Linked DNA regions of Homo sapiens: region 1 is linked to region 2. The links are chromatin contacts, found by Hi-C in ENCODE. All regions are on one chromosome and are shown on one strand. The core of a region is the stretch at or near the end of the contact, and the rest is flanking DNA. Distances in the headings are between cores, read along the strand shown.

Evidence for each region. Hi-C counts contacts between places; a loop is a spot of excess contacts on that map. Pooled maps may share reads with other maps.
Region 1: a pooled map shows a loop between it and region 2 (6-fold over the local background). The contact joins the enhancer-like site here to the promoter of P2RY13 in region 2. A Hi-C loop is called at or near these places in 9 of 50 pooled maps.

Annotation. Positions count from the first base shown.
Region 1 is chr3:151,834,705-151,841,443 of GRCh38, reverse strand. All of the region lies in intron 1 of AADACL2-AS1 (AADACL2 antisense RNA 1), which reads left to right. Among named protein-coding and RNA genes, the nearest start is that of AADAC, 24 kb to the right of the region's middle. Within about 2 kb of position 4,268, at least 6 of the 41 ENCODE cell types and tissues checked have a DNase peak (open chromatin) inside an H3K27ac peak, as active enhancers do.
Region 2 is chr3:151,324,943-151,332,384 of GRCh38, reverse strand. P2RY13 (purinergic receptor P2Y13) reads left to right here and starts at 2,836. Exons shown (of 2, transcript NM_176894.3): 1 at 2,836-2,904; 2 at 3,378-6,073. The coding sequence starts at 2,857. The coding sequence ends at 4,394. All of the region lies in intron 16 of MED12L (mediator complex subunit 12L), which reads right to left.

The DNA.
Region 1 (6,739 bases), core at 3,019-5,518, 510 kb before region 2:
CCCTTCATAGTCATGAGTTATACATCTGTGGATTCAACCAATCCTGGATCAAAAATACATTTTTTTGAATCGCATCTGCACTAAACATATGCAGACATTTTTTCTTGTCATATTCCTTAAACAACATGGTATAATAACTATTTACATATCATTTACATTGGATGAGGTATTATAAGTAACCTAGAGCTTATTTAAAGTACAGTTATGTGCTACATATTGATGTTTTAGACCACATATACAATGGTGGCCCCATAACATTCTAATGAAGCTGAAAATTTTCTACTGTCTAGTGATATCACAGCCATTTTAACATTATAGTGCATGGCATTGCCTTTGCTATGTTTAAATATGTTTAGATACACTAATACAGTTGTATTCCAATTGCCTGTGGTATTTAGTACCCTAACATGCTGTACAGGTTTGCAGCCTAGAAGTGATAGGGCTGTACCATATAGCCTAGGTGTATAGTCGGCTATATCATCTAGGTTTGTGTAAGTACATTCTATGAAATTCACGCAACAAAAAAATTGCTTAACAACATTTCTCAGAATGTATCCCTATGGTTAAGTGATTCATGACTGAATAGAGGAGGATTTGCATATAATCTATAGAGGAGGATTTGCTTAGATTATATGCAAATACTATGCCATTTTATAACAGGAACTTGAGCATCAATAGATTTTGGTATTTGCAAATACTATGCCATTTTATAACAGGAACTTGAGCATCAATGGATTTTGGTATTTGTGAGAGGTCCTGGAATCAATTCCCTAGAGATACTGAGGGAAAACTGTACTTTAAAATTCTACTGGACCACTTGTGGACACATAAGCAGATCTGTAGACCTCAGTTCAAAAAAATATTGACCAGCTGATATAGTACCATTTCATAGGCGAGAAAACTAAATCCAAAGAGGCGTGGGAACCTTGTCCAGGATCACCAAAGAGTTACAGAGAGATGTGTTGGTAAGAAAATTGTGAGTGTGTGTGTATGTGTGTGTGTGTGCACACATGCGCGTGGGCCTGTATGAGCATGTAACTTAGTTTGTACCACCTGGTTTTACTTTGCTTTCTATCTTGAAACAATGTATTGAACTTTACTTAAAGGTTATGGTCATACTGAATCCTGGAACACTACTTGAGAAAATGGTATTATAATTAATCGAAATATTAGTGTTTATTCTTTGTCTTATTTTTTGTAAGAATCTACTCATCCAATTAAACATGGAAAGCCAAAAGTGTATTGTACTGCCAAAAATGAAAAAACAACATATGCCTGAATTCATGGAAGGACTGTGTGTAATGTAGAAGATAAAATGAAACATATGGAATATGTAATAAAAAACAAAATCAAGCATATTGATTATAGTTACCTAGTGATTGCCTATTTAAATACTAAAAATTTAAGAATTTAATTTAAAAGACATCAACAATATTTATCTATTAGTTATAAAATATGCCAGGAGATGGTTATCACAGGATACCTTTTAATCTACAAATGTTGAAATTTTAAGTTTAGGCAAATCAAGGAATGACAATGACATCGGCAATGAAGTTCAGATCTTCAAACTTGCAGTATCTCCATCGGAGCAATTTTCAATTACAAGAAGATAATGTAGTTAATGTGCCTCTTCGTCTCTCCAATAATAGTAATGCAGTTTATTTTTACAAAGAAGTCATAAATGCTTTCCATTCTATACATGGAACATTAAATAAATGCAAAAAAAACCCACCTCAGCTAGATTGTTTCAGATAGCATTTTTTGACAATTGCTTTATAGTTCCAATTTCTATGAGGCTTATATAGTAATTTATTTTCTTTTTCTTTTCTTTTGAGAGATGGAGCCTCCCTCTCTCAGCCCAGGCTGGAGCACAGTGGCATAATGATGGCAGTTCACTGAAACTTGAAACTCCTTGGCTCAAAGGATCCTGCCATCTCAGCCTGCTGAGAGGCTGGGACTATGGCACCATCCCTGGCTAATTGTTTTAGAGACAGACTCTCGCTATGTTGCCCAGGATGGGTAATTTCATTCTTAAAAAGAATTTTAGGAATTAAAGGAAATATCTTCTTTCAATTTATTTAGAGGTGTAAGTTTTGAGATATTTATTTATAATTTTAAATGCTTTTGTTTGATAAACTAAAGCAAGTTTAGACATTTTTCTAAACCACATTAAAGGAATTATTAAAACATGATTTTATTGGATATCTAACTTTATCACGTTAGCTTATGCTGGGTAACAGCTTTCTGGAGCCCACAAGGGGGCAGACTAAGAACGTATGAAAGAAAACAATCCTTACGCTGTAGTCACTAACTGGCGGAGTTCCGTTCCAACTGAATGCATTTGGCTTTATTTCCTTTTTACTGAATTTTATCTTATTTTCTTCTGACCGAAAGCAATTTCAGTTTCTTTGCACTGTATTGGAAAATTGAGCACTTAAAAATCTAAACTCATTTGACGATACGCATCTTCTCTCTTATTGTCTTCTAAGTGAAAACTGTACGGAAATCATACATGATTAAGCTGAAGAAGTAAATTGTAATAATTTCTAATCCATTATTTTACATTAATTTTTAAATAATAGTTTGTTTGTTTGTTTGTTTATTTTGAGACAGAGTCTCGCTCTGTTGCCCAGGCTGAGGTGCAGTGGCGCAATCTCGGCGCAATCTCTGCTCAGTGCCACCTCCACCTCCTGGGTTCAAGTGATTCTCCTGCCTCAGCCTCCCGAGTAGTCTGGACTACAGGCGCGTTCCATCATGCCTGGCTAATTTTTTGTATTTTTAGTAGAGATAGGATTTCACCATGTTAGCCAGGATGGTCTCCATCTCCTGACCTCGTGATCCGCCCACCTCGGCTTCCCAAAGTGCTGAGATTACAGGCATAATTTGCTTATTTTCAAAAGAAAACGACAAAATAACTGTCATTTTTAATATCAATTGTATAAATCAGTATTTTATTAATAAACGGTTCTGGCATTCTTGCATTTCCTTTAGTTTTATTGTGTCCTTGTAATTCGATTGCAACCTTTAAACATCTCTCTGTATTTACCAGAAGATTATTTGATTAGTTAATAAAATATTTTCTAACAGGAGCTGTTTTTGGCAGGGAGGTATTATTTTTATCTTTGCTCATATATTTCACACTGGTAATCATGTGTAACAATTTTGAGACTAAACTATTGAAAGTCATTCTTTAGCAAATAAAGTAAAATCTCTTTTTAATTGATTCTTAATCATTAAAATAATTTTCAAAATATTTTCAAGGAATATGTCCAACTTCGATTCACTGTAAATAAATGAGATTTAGCTAATATACTAATGCATGTTACTTCTAATTTAATTAGATTAAAAATAGAATTCATCTAACAGTCTATATACTTAAATATATTCAAGCAAAGTGTTTTACTTAAATTAGTATAAAGTATGAAGTTTCTTATTTCCTAAGCCAATCTTCAATTCCAAATTACTGATTGAGTTCTAGCTCATGTATATAACTTCTCGTATACTCCAGGGAGCCACAGTTTAATCTTATTGACAATTTCTTTGTTTGAGATTTTATGTATATGTGTATACCTATATATACACACACATACATATGTACATATATGCATATGTGTACACGCTATATGTTCATATTTGGTATTTAATTTATAGAATAAATATTTTAAAGGTTATAAAGTTGTGATTAGATCTCTAAATAGATACTATGTATCTTTACTTAAGGATAAAGCGTATGCAGGAGAAAAATTTTCCAAGATTTGAAATGGTCATAGCTGAAAGGCCAATTTACATGTAATCCTGTTAAATTGGTCCTCACCCTCAGAAAGTTAAGAAGCGTTTGAAAAAAGATGCATTCTCTAAACTTCGAGTATTTTACAGGCATAGAATTTTAAAGCTGACACATAGTGAACATTGCACTATTAGGATGAGCCACTTTTTAGGGAAGGGAGTTTAATCACCAGAGAGCATAATTCTGGGAACTCTTGAAGATCAGAAGACTGTAACTTTTAGCTTTAGTAATTTAGAGTTAAAAAGAACATGAAGTTTCTTTTTGGATGGCATGAACTAATACTGGTATGCCTGGTTCATCCAGAAGCAGTTAGAACATGTCTTTCCAGGTCTCGGAAGTAGAAGGGACTGCAGGTTTGCTGAGTCATAACACCATATGGCATAATAGCAGGGCTCCTTGAAGAGCGAGTCACCTCGTGAAGACTTTGTGGGAGGTCGAAACCTTTGGAGAATCTGAAGGCTCAGCTTGAAAGGGAAGAGTGACATTGTGTCATCAAGAGATAAATGAAGAGTATGTTTGATAAAGAGTTCAGCTGACTGGTGTTTTACTTTACTTGTAAGAAAGAGGGCTCACTCAGATACAACCTCCAAATGAAGTCAATGGATGTTCACTAAGAAAAAACAGCTCTAGAATGAAACACTCAGCCTTCTTTTGCAGGCTTGTAGTCTTTTTCAGCACTTTAAAAGTACTGACAACGGTGCCTCTTGTTTTAAAGAAATTGGCAAATGAGAGAGAAGCCTCCTCTCAGCCTCCTCTTGATTTTTTATAAGAGACTTCAGTTTTAAAGAATCTTGGACTTTCCAAAATGGGCTATTTTTAATTTTATAACAATGCTCAAGCCTAGGGAGAGGAGGAGCTAAGAATTTTTGAAATGCCATTGGAAATAATTCCAGCCCTAATTAATCTCTTTTTGGCATCAAGAGAAAGAAATTGTGAATATTTATTCTAAGAGAATAATTTAAAGTACTGGTACCAAGATTAGACCCCGTTTAACAATAATATAATATAAAATAAACTTGAAAAACTCCGGGAAAGCTATGAAAAGTTTATTTTATTTTATTTTTTAATTTAATTTTATTTATTTTCAATACTGCTCCTCCTGTAAATGAAAAATTTTAAAGGCTAGAAGGCTAGACATAAGTTACATGAAACAATCAACAAGGTTTAGTGATTTTTTGGCATTTGGTAACAACCAGCAGCTGTGGTTTTTTTGAGGTTAAAATGGTCACCAGCCACAGCTGTGTGCTTTTTTTCCCACTGCTTCCTTTTGACGGGTTGCTGGGCAGATATTCCTCAGGTCCAGGTTAAAGAGCTCAGAGCACAGAGGAAATCAAAATCTTCTCCTGGATCCTGCGTGTCATGCCCCCTCTGGCACCTGGTGAGTTTCTAAATGCCTGAGCACCTTTTTGGTTTACTGGGTATTTGTGCAGCTCAAATTCCCTCCTGCCGCTCCCCAACACATACACTTAGGGCCAAAGCAACATACCAATTTGCAGTGATTCATTGCAGAATGTTAAATGCTTTTTCCACTATTGAGGTACATCAGAAGTGGTATTGATTTGTTTATATGGTAAAGAAACTAAGCATAATTAACTCTTGATTATCCACGTTGCACACTATTAACAACAGAGCTGTGGATCTTTGCGGCAGTCTCAGGAATCTTGAGATTTTCCTGAGGTTACCTAGTTAGTGGTTTTATACTTAATCTGGTATTTGTATGATTCAGATTCCCTTGTTTTCCTACCACCCTTTCTAAGAAAGCAAAAAGTAGTCTCCAAAATCCTTAAGCAATTGATGGCAAAGCCTTTGAAACTGGCCTATGGGGGTTGGCTTCCAGCTCTGCCACTTATTAGCCATGGGACCTTGGAAACCCATGTAAATTCAATTTCTTCCTTTTCCTTCTCTGCAAAATACCTATTAATATTGTTGTCAGCCGGGAGCGGTGGCTCACGCCTGTAATCCCAGCACTTGGGGAGGCTGAGGAGGGCGGATCACCTGAGGTCAGGAGTTCAAGACCAGCCTGGCCAACATGGCGAAACCCCGTCTCTACTAAAAAATACAAAAATTAGACGGGTGTGGTGGTGGGTGCCTGTGATCCCAGCTGCTCCAGAAGCGGAGGCAGGAGAATCTCTTGAACCCGGGAGGCGGAGGTTACAGTGAGCCGAGATCGCGCCACTGCACTCCAGCCTGGGCAACAGAGTGAGACTCCATCTCAAAAAAAAAAAAAAAAAAAAAAAAAAAAAAAAAATATATATATATATATATATATATATATGTATACTTATATATATATTTTATATATGTCAAAAAATATATGTATATTTTTATATATACTACATATATTGTTTACCTAATGAAATTGTGAAAACTAAATGTGTGCACACACGTATTTATATATTCATTTAGTTCTATGATATATACATATATACATATATGTATGTGTATATCTGTATCTATCTGTCTATCTATCTATCTATCTATCTATCTATCTATCTATCTGTAGGATTTTCTAAGATATATATTTCCTAAAGTAAAGTCTGATGAATATTATTGGTGGGTGATAAATATTACTACTGGGAAATTGAAACACTTAAATGGTGTTGGAACTCTGTACATGAAAAGAAATGTTCCTCACTCTCTAAGTCAGTGTTTCTTGATCTTCCTGTACATTGAAATCTTGTGAAGAGCTTCAAAAAAATACTGATGCTTAGGCCATACCTTCAGAGATTGAGACATAATAATAGCTCAAGGTGTGGCTTCAGCAAATGATGTTTTAAAACTCTCGTGTGATAGTAATATGAGACCACTGCCCTATGTCATAAAGGAATGACTTGACTTCACCCTTATATTTTAAGGTTGGGGAAGGAAAAAGGAAGTTACAGAAAGTAACTGCATGAGCCACAGGTTTTTAGGAGACTATCTGACACTTTTTCACATCTTATTTTTAGCATT
Region 2 (7,442 bases), core at 1,587-4,086:
TGAGAAAGTACCATGGTATACTTTGATGGGAAGTAAAAGTCTTTTCTAAGAGTATAGAAGTATAGGAGTTCCTACTTCAATTTTCATCCCAAATGAAAGCAAATACTTCCTCATCTTTTCACATATTATTTATATGGTACTGGGCCTTGGACTGTCAATTTTGATGCAACTGAGAAATCCCAAATAAGACTACAAATGGAAATAGTAGTTTATTCCTATCTGGCTAGAGACTGATTTCTGTGACTTTTCATTTTATCTTCTTTGTATCCCTTCTGATCACACTGCTTTCACTCAATTTACATTGGCATAAAGTTTCACAAGTCCATTAAACATTGTGGCTGATTGTTTCCTTCTCACACATCAGGAACTTTCAGCTCAAGAACTCCAGAATTTGGCAAACAATTCCACTGTCACCCTATCTATGGCTTAATCGGAGGCAAGAGAGTGAGGCAGGTTCCAAGCATGGGCTCTGGAACCAGACCAACTGTGTGACTTTACGGCAGATTTGGGTTGCATGATATGGGGAAAATGGCTTAACTTCTGCATTTCCTTTTTTCTCAACTCTAAAAATGGGACCAATCTCTGGGGATTGTTAAGGATTAAATAAGATAATATAATCACTTAAAACAGTATAGCTAGTGTGACTTTACTGATTTTTAACTACATTTCCTTAGAGCCCTATAGGATCTTAAATGTTTAGTTTATTCCCATTTGATAGGCTCCTAGCCTCTGGGATCTTTCACTGTATCTTCTTTGATTCTTCTCTCCTTTCGTGAGACATCACCATATGTATGCACAACATTCCAATTTTCTTTCAATTTCATTTAACAAGAAACCTACATGATACCTACCACATGACAGACATTATTCTAAGCACTGGTGAATGTTCACTCATTTTATTCTTTTAACAACACTGTAAAGCAAATACTATTATTTATTTTTATTGTAAAGATAAGGCAACCATTTCATAGTGGGCATAAGCAGCTTGCCTAAGGTCATAAGAAAAGAAAGAATTGGAAAAAGGAATTGAGCCCAGGCACTCTGGCGCCTAAACATTCTGCTGAGCAGCTTCTCAGCTGTGTCTTCAAGGGCAAAAGGCCTCCCCAGCAGGCAATAGTGCTGCTGTAAACTAAGGAAAAATCAGCTAATACATAAGAAGCACAAACACATAGAAATGAATGATCTATTGGATATTTACTATAGTCAAACACTTTGACATCTACCACATTTAAGAGACTCTATTTCCATAACTCTAGAAACAGGCACTGTAAGTCAGTTCCTCTTTGGAAAGTTTCCCACACTTCAGTGTTTTGAAATTTGACCAAGAAGTGATTTCCAGTTTTCAGATTATGAAATTATCCTGCACAGAATTTATCTTGCTTAAAGAAAAACTATTCCAGATCTTCCTTTAGATTATGGATTTGGGGCTATAGGAAAATTTACAATTAATTTTGTAGGTTAAATTTCTCTACTTAAGAAATAAAGGATTTTTTTTCCTCTGCTGAAGCAAACAAAAAGATATACATTTATGTTTAAGACATACATGTATGTTCTATTAATGAAATCTTGAATCTATACTCCCAAGGATTAATTTATTTCAGTCAAAGAGAAATTTTTCAAACTGTGCCGTTATTGGGTAGTCTAATCAAAACTATTAGACACTGTATTGCCTCATATTTTAAAATGTCCAGGGGGATATTAAGTTTTTCTTCTCAGAATTCAAAGCCAAGTCACCCAAAACTTTGTGATCAACTAACACTAGTCTCGTCTAACTCCATGGTAACACTTGTGGCAAGAAACATGAAATGAAACTCACCATGAACTCCACATCCTCCGTAAGATCTCCTAATTTCCGCTTTTCCTATGCCTACCTGGCAAGTAGATTTCTGCCATGGACAACAACTTTCTCTATGCAAAAGCACCATTACATCTTTCAAACTTGAAGAGAATTAAAGCAAAAAAAATGCACAGATATTGGCCCAATGTTGATTGATGAAATTCCTGAAGTCCTCTGCACTCGAAATACACCAAATACAAAAAAGATTTCTAAAAATGGCCCTCTACTAAGTGAAAGAGTATAATATCTCTATCTGGATTTGCAATTCATTCCCATGGCAATGGGACTAAAAGCCACTAAAAGTGGCTAACATTTTTTAGTGCCTCCTATATGTCAAGCACTATTCCAGGCAACCAATTCATTCTTAATAACACAGTGTGTTAGATACTATTTTCAAACCCATTACACAGATGAGGAAATTGAGACACAGAGCTGTTGAATCATTTATCTATAATCTAATCCCAATTAATTGGTGGAACTGGGATTCTAACTCCAAAAATCTGGATCTAATAGTCTTCACCTCTCAGAAAACATCATGTTAACTCTCAGAGATCCCCAAACCAGAAGACTAAGTCAAATACCTACAAAAATAAACATACCGTCTTCCTGAACACAAATTACTGGAAAATCCAGTTTACAAGGATACAGAAGATTATTCTGTCTGATTTTAGGTAGTCTTATTCTCCTACTTGATTGTAATTTGGGACTATTTTCTTCATCTTTCTACTTTCCACTATATACAAGAGGCACTCAAAAAGTTCACTGAACATGCAGATCAAGAAGATAAACTTCAAGAAAGTTATGAAGAAATTTAAAGATAATTGCAAATAAGCTTCTTTATTCAAGTCACAGATTAACAGTATGAAAGTTTGAACTAAAATAGAGTATTAGCAAATGTCCCAAAGGTCTAAATATGAAGAGGTTCTAATGGGTCACATTACATAAGTAAAAATAAGGAAGGAAATCCACTATAAGAAAGCAGAACATTTGCTTCACATGCTCATTTGTAGGCTGAACTAATGACTGCCGCCATAAGAAGACAGAGAGAACTGAGTATCCTCCCAAAGGTGAATTTCAATTTTTGTTATTATGAGTGTGCTTGCTTATATAAAAGAATATGCTTAAGGGAAAAAAGGTGCTTTAAAGTTAATATTCTACAAACCATAGTTTATGAGCATAAGAAATTACATAATTTACAGCAATCTGATGTATTAGTAATAATAATGTATTATTATCTCTTAAACAGTGTTTTGTTTTATGGCTAACAGTAGCACCTGTGAATGAGGCAGAACCTGTTATTTGGATTTCACAAGGATGTGAAAGTAATGGTACTGTTAAAAGTACCAAAAATGTATTATATGCTTTAAAAATTCTAGCCAGAAAACAGTATTTTCCTTTTCAACACATCTATTGAAAGTGTTGGATAAATGCAGGATGTTAATATGCTATAAACATAAAGTCTGTTTTTAAAAAATAGCATTTGAAAATCATGAAGGGCTTTTTGTTTTCTTTTGTTTGTATATATGTTTATTGGTAACAGGTGACACTGGAAGCAATGAACACCACAGTGATGCAAGGCTTCAACAGATCTGAGCGGTGCCCCAGAGACACTCGGATAGTACAGCTGGTATTCCCAGCCCTCTACACAGTGGTTTTCTTGACCGGCATCCTGCTGAATACTTTGGCTCTGTGGGTGTTTGTTCACATCCCCAGCTCCTCCACCTTCATCATCTACCTCAAAAACACTTTGGTGGCCGACTTGATAATGACACTCATGCTTCCTTTCAAAATCCTCTCTGACTCACACCTGGCACCCTGGCAGCTCAGAGCTTTTGTGTGTCGTTTTTCTTCGGTGATATTTTATGAGACCATGTATGTGGGCATCGTGCTGTTAGGGCTCATAGCCTTTGACAGATTCCTCAAGATCATCAGACCTTTGAGAAATATTTTTCTAAAAAAACCTGTTTTTGCAAAAACGGTCTCAATCTTCATCTGGTTCTTTTTGTTCTTCATCTCCCTGCCAAATACGATCTTGAGCAACAAGGAAGCAACACCATCGTCTGTGAAAAAGTGTGCTTCCTTAAAGGGGCCTCTGGGGCTGAAATGGCATCAAATGGTAAATAACATATGCCAGTTTATTTTCTGGACTGTTTTTATCCTAATGCTTGTGTTTTATGTGGTTATTGCAAAAAAAGTATATGATTCTTATAGAAAGTCCAAAAGTAAGGACAGAAAAAACAACAAAAAGCTGGAAGGCAAAGTATTTGTTGTCGTGGCTGTCTTCTTTGTGTGTTTTGCTCCATTTCATTTTGCCAGAGTTCCATATACTCACAGTCAAACCAACAATAAGACTGACTGTAGACTGCAAAATCAACTGTTTATTGCTAAAGAAACAACTCTCTTTTTGGCAGCAACTAACATTTGTATGGATCCCTTAATATACATATTCTTATGTAAAAAATTCACAGAAAAGCTACCATGTATGCAAGGGAGAAAGACCACAGCATCAAGCCAAGAAAATCATAGCAGTCAGACAGACAACATAACCTTAGGCTGACAACTGTACATAGGGTTAACTTCTATTTATTGATGAGACTTCCGTAGATAATGTGGAAATCAAATTTAACCAAGAAAAAAAGATTGGAACAAATGCTCTCTTACATTTTATTATCCTCGTGTACAGAAAAGATTATATAAAATTTAAATCCACATAGATCTATTCATAAGCTGAATGAACCATTACTAAGAGAATGCAACAGGATACAAATGGCCACTAGAGGTCATTATTTCTTTCTTTCTTTTTTTTTTTTTTTAATTTCAAGAGCATTTCACTTTAACATTTTGGAAAAGACTAAGGAGAAACGTATATCCCTACAAACCTCCCCTCCAAACACCTTCTCACATTCTTTTCCACAATTCACATAACACTACTGCTTTTGTGCCCCTTAAATGTAGATATGTGCTGAAAGAAAAAAAAAACGCCCAACTCTTGAAGTCCATTGCTGAAAACTGCAGCCAGGGGTTGAAAGGGATGCAGACTTGAAGAGTCTGAGGAACTGAAGTGGGTCAGCAAGACCTCTGAAATCCTGGGTAAAGGATTTTCTCCTTACAATTACAAACAGCCTCTTTCACATTACAATAATATACCATAGGAGGCACAAGCACCATTATTAAGCCACTTTGCTTACACCTTAAGTGTGTACAATTCAAGTGTGAGAATGCTGTGTTAACTATTCTTTGGAATTCTCCTTCTGTCCAGCAAATACTCTAATGATGGTTAAACATGGCACCTACTCAGCAATGCCTTCCTGGACCACAACCCCTATCCCCCTGCCCCACCCTCCTCATTAAAAACAAATACTTCTACTGTTTGGGTGTGTGATAGGGTTCTCAATGCAGATCTCCCTTTTCTAGTTAGCTATATTCTTGACTGCATCCGCTAAAAATGTTAAAGCTTCTTGAGAGACAGACATGCCAGATTTTCTTGGTATCTCCCATAATACGACCTACAGTCCATGGTCTACAGATGTTTTAAATAGAATTGCTATTCTCGATACATACAAAGACGTAATTGCTGACCCACAATCAGTAACATCCATATTGAGAGATTTTTCAAAGGATGGTGACCCTGCTTGTATTTATTTACCTTGGTATTTTTTCTTGCATCCTTCTGTGATTCAAAAAAGTAAAATGTGGCTTTCTGAAATGATGGATAAGAGTCTACATCTTCTAGAAAAAATACATAAAGGAGTAGTTAAGCTCTGTAAATGTGCCACGAGCTCCAACACGACCATCGTAGGGTGAAGCCCACGTTTTCTTCCATGGCCTCAAAGGCCCTAGAACTTGCCTACCTTTCTGGCCTTACCTCCTAGCTACTTATCCATCTCTTGAACTTTATACTCTTGTATAAATTTCTAACTTTCAGAAAATGCCATACTCTGTTTTGGCACCACACATGTATATTTCCCCCTGGTACACTTGGAAGACTCTTATCCATCTGTGAAACCCTATGTTGTCATCACTTGGTCCATGAAATATTACCTGGCCAATATCCCACCATCACCTCAAACCCAATCACCCCCTCCTCTGTATGCTGTCACACCTATATTATTAAACTTATCACATTGCATTGTAATTACTTCCTGACCTTTGTATCTACTCTTTTAGTAACTGATGTATATATCTGAAAGGAGAGATTGTTTCATTGTGCAATCAATAAATGTTTGATAAAATAAAGCCCATTTGGTTTATTTTATGTATTAGAGAAGCAAAAGGGAAGCCAATTCTCATTGATGTTTTTATTATCCAAAGACAACATAAATTTCTTGAAATGAAAGCTCAAGCTCTGTCCACTCTCCTATAACATGTATGTAGGGCCTGAAAATTGTGGTGCTCCTGGGGTCACTAGTGAATGATCATGACAACAGGAGGATCATGGAATAGCCAAATCCAAAGTTTTAAAGCTATTGACAAAATCCTTTAGCTATGCACTATTGATAATGGTTAAGTAAAATTTGTAACTGTGAATATAACAAACACCTTTAGAAAGTACTCTTGATGTCTGATCTTCATTCTCTCTGATAAAAGAATTAAATAATCATTACTATTAGGGATGCCACTAAATCCATATTACCTCTACTGAGTACATTACACAATCACAAATAGACTATAATCATGTAAATAACTGCATCCAAGCTACCCTTGTTAAACAGCCAGGTATGTCTGGTGGGGTAACCTGTGTATTTTGCCTCTAATGACAATTTCAATCTCTACTTAATGTGGGTACACCTAAAGTATACAATTTTTGGGAAAGATCTTTCAAGATAAATTCCAAGACCAAATCTGTCATCCATAAATACAAATATTTCATTCCATTATAATATTCCACTCAAAGGCAGAGTGCCTGATCTGTAGAATAAAATAATCTATTACATCAAGAACGTGGTGAAGAGGCATAGTAGAGAGATCTTAAAATCACTTTCACAAAATGAAGAACTTCCTAAAATCACTTTCACAAAATGAAGAACTTCCTAAACTAGCAATCACAAATACTAAGTTCTAAAATATTAAAAAAAACAAGATGCTACAATATAGTCATAAATGATACACCAAAAAGAATAAAAGAAAATAATAGCTTTGGACTGATAGAATATGTGAGCTCAGAATACAAAGGCTTTTGTCAAAAGTTAAAATGTAATTACTTGTACAAATAAATAGGATAAGATCTTCCCAATAACCTTCAAGAAAAGAGAGGGGTTGAAGGGAGTGAAGTTCCCACACTCGGAAGAATTCTTGAGAAACCAAGGAAGATAACTGTAAAGTGGAAAGGATGAGGCAGAGAAGGAGTGAGAATTCTCAATTCATGGAAGCCAAAAGGTAGATAAAGTCATTATGTCATAACTTATAAAACAATCATTCAATCTTATTAATCCCATTATTTCTTACATTCCATATCCATTTAAAAGCTTTTGCCTTTCATAACTTTCCAAGGTATTCTTTCTAAAATACTTAACTCTTACCCCGACATAAACTGTATTCCTTCAGCAAATTAACAAATCAAAGTTCACACAGATATTAACAGAATATCCAGAGCAAAAAAACCCAA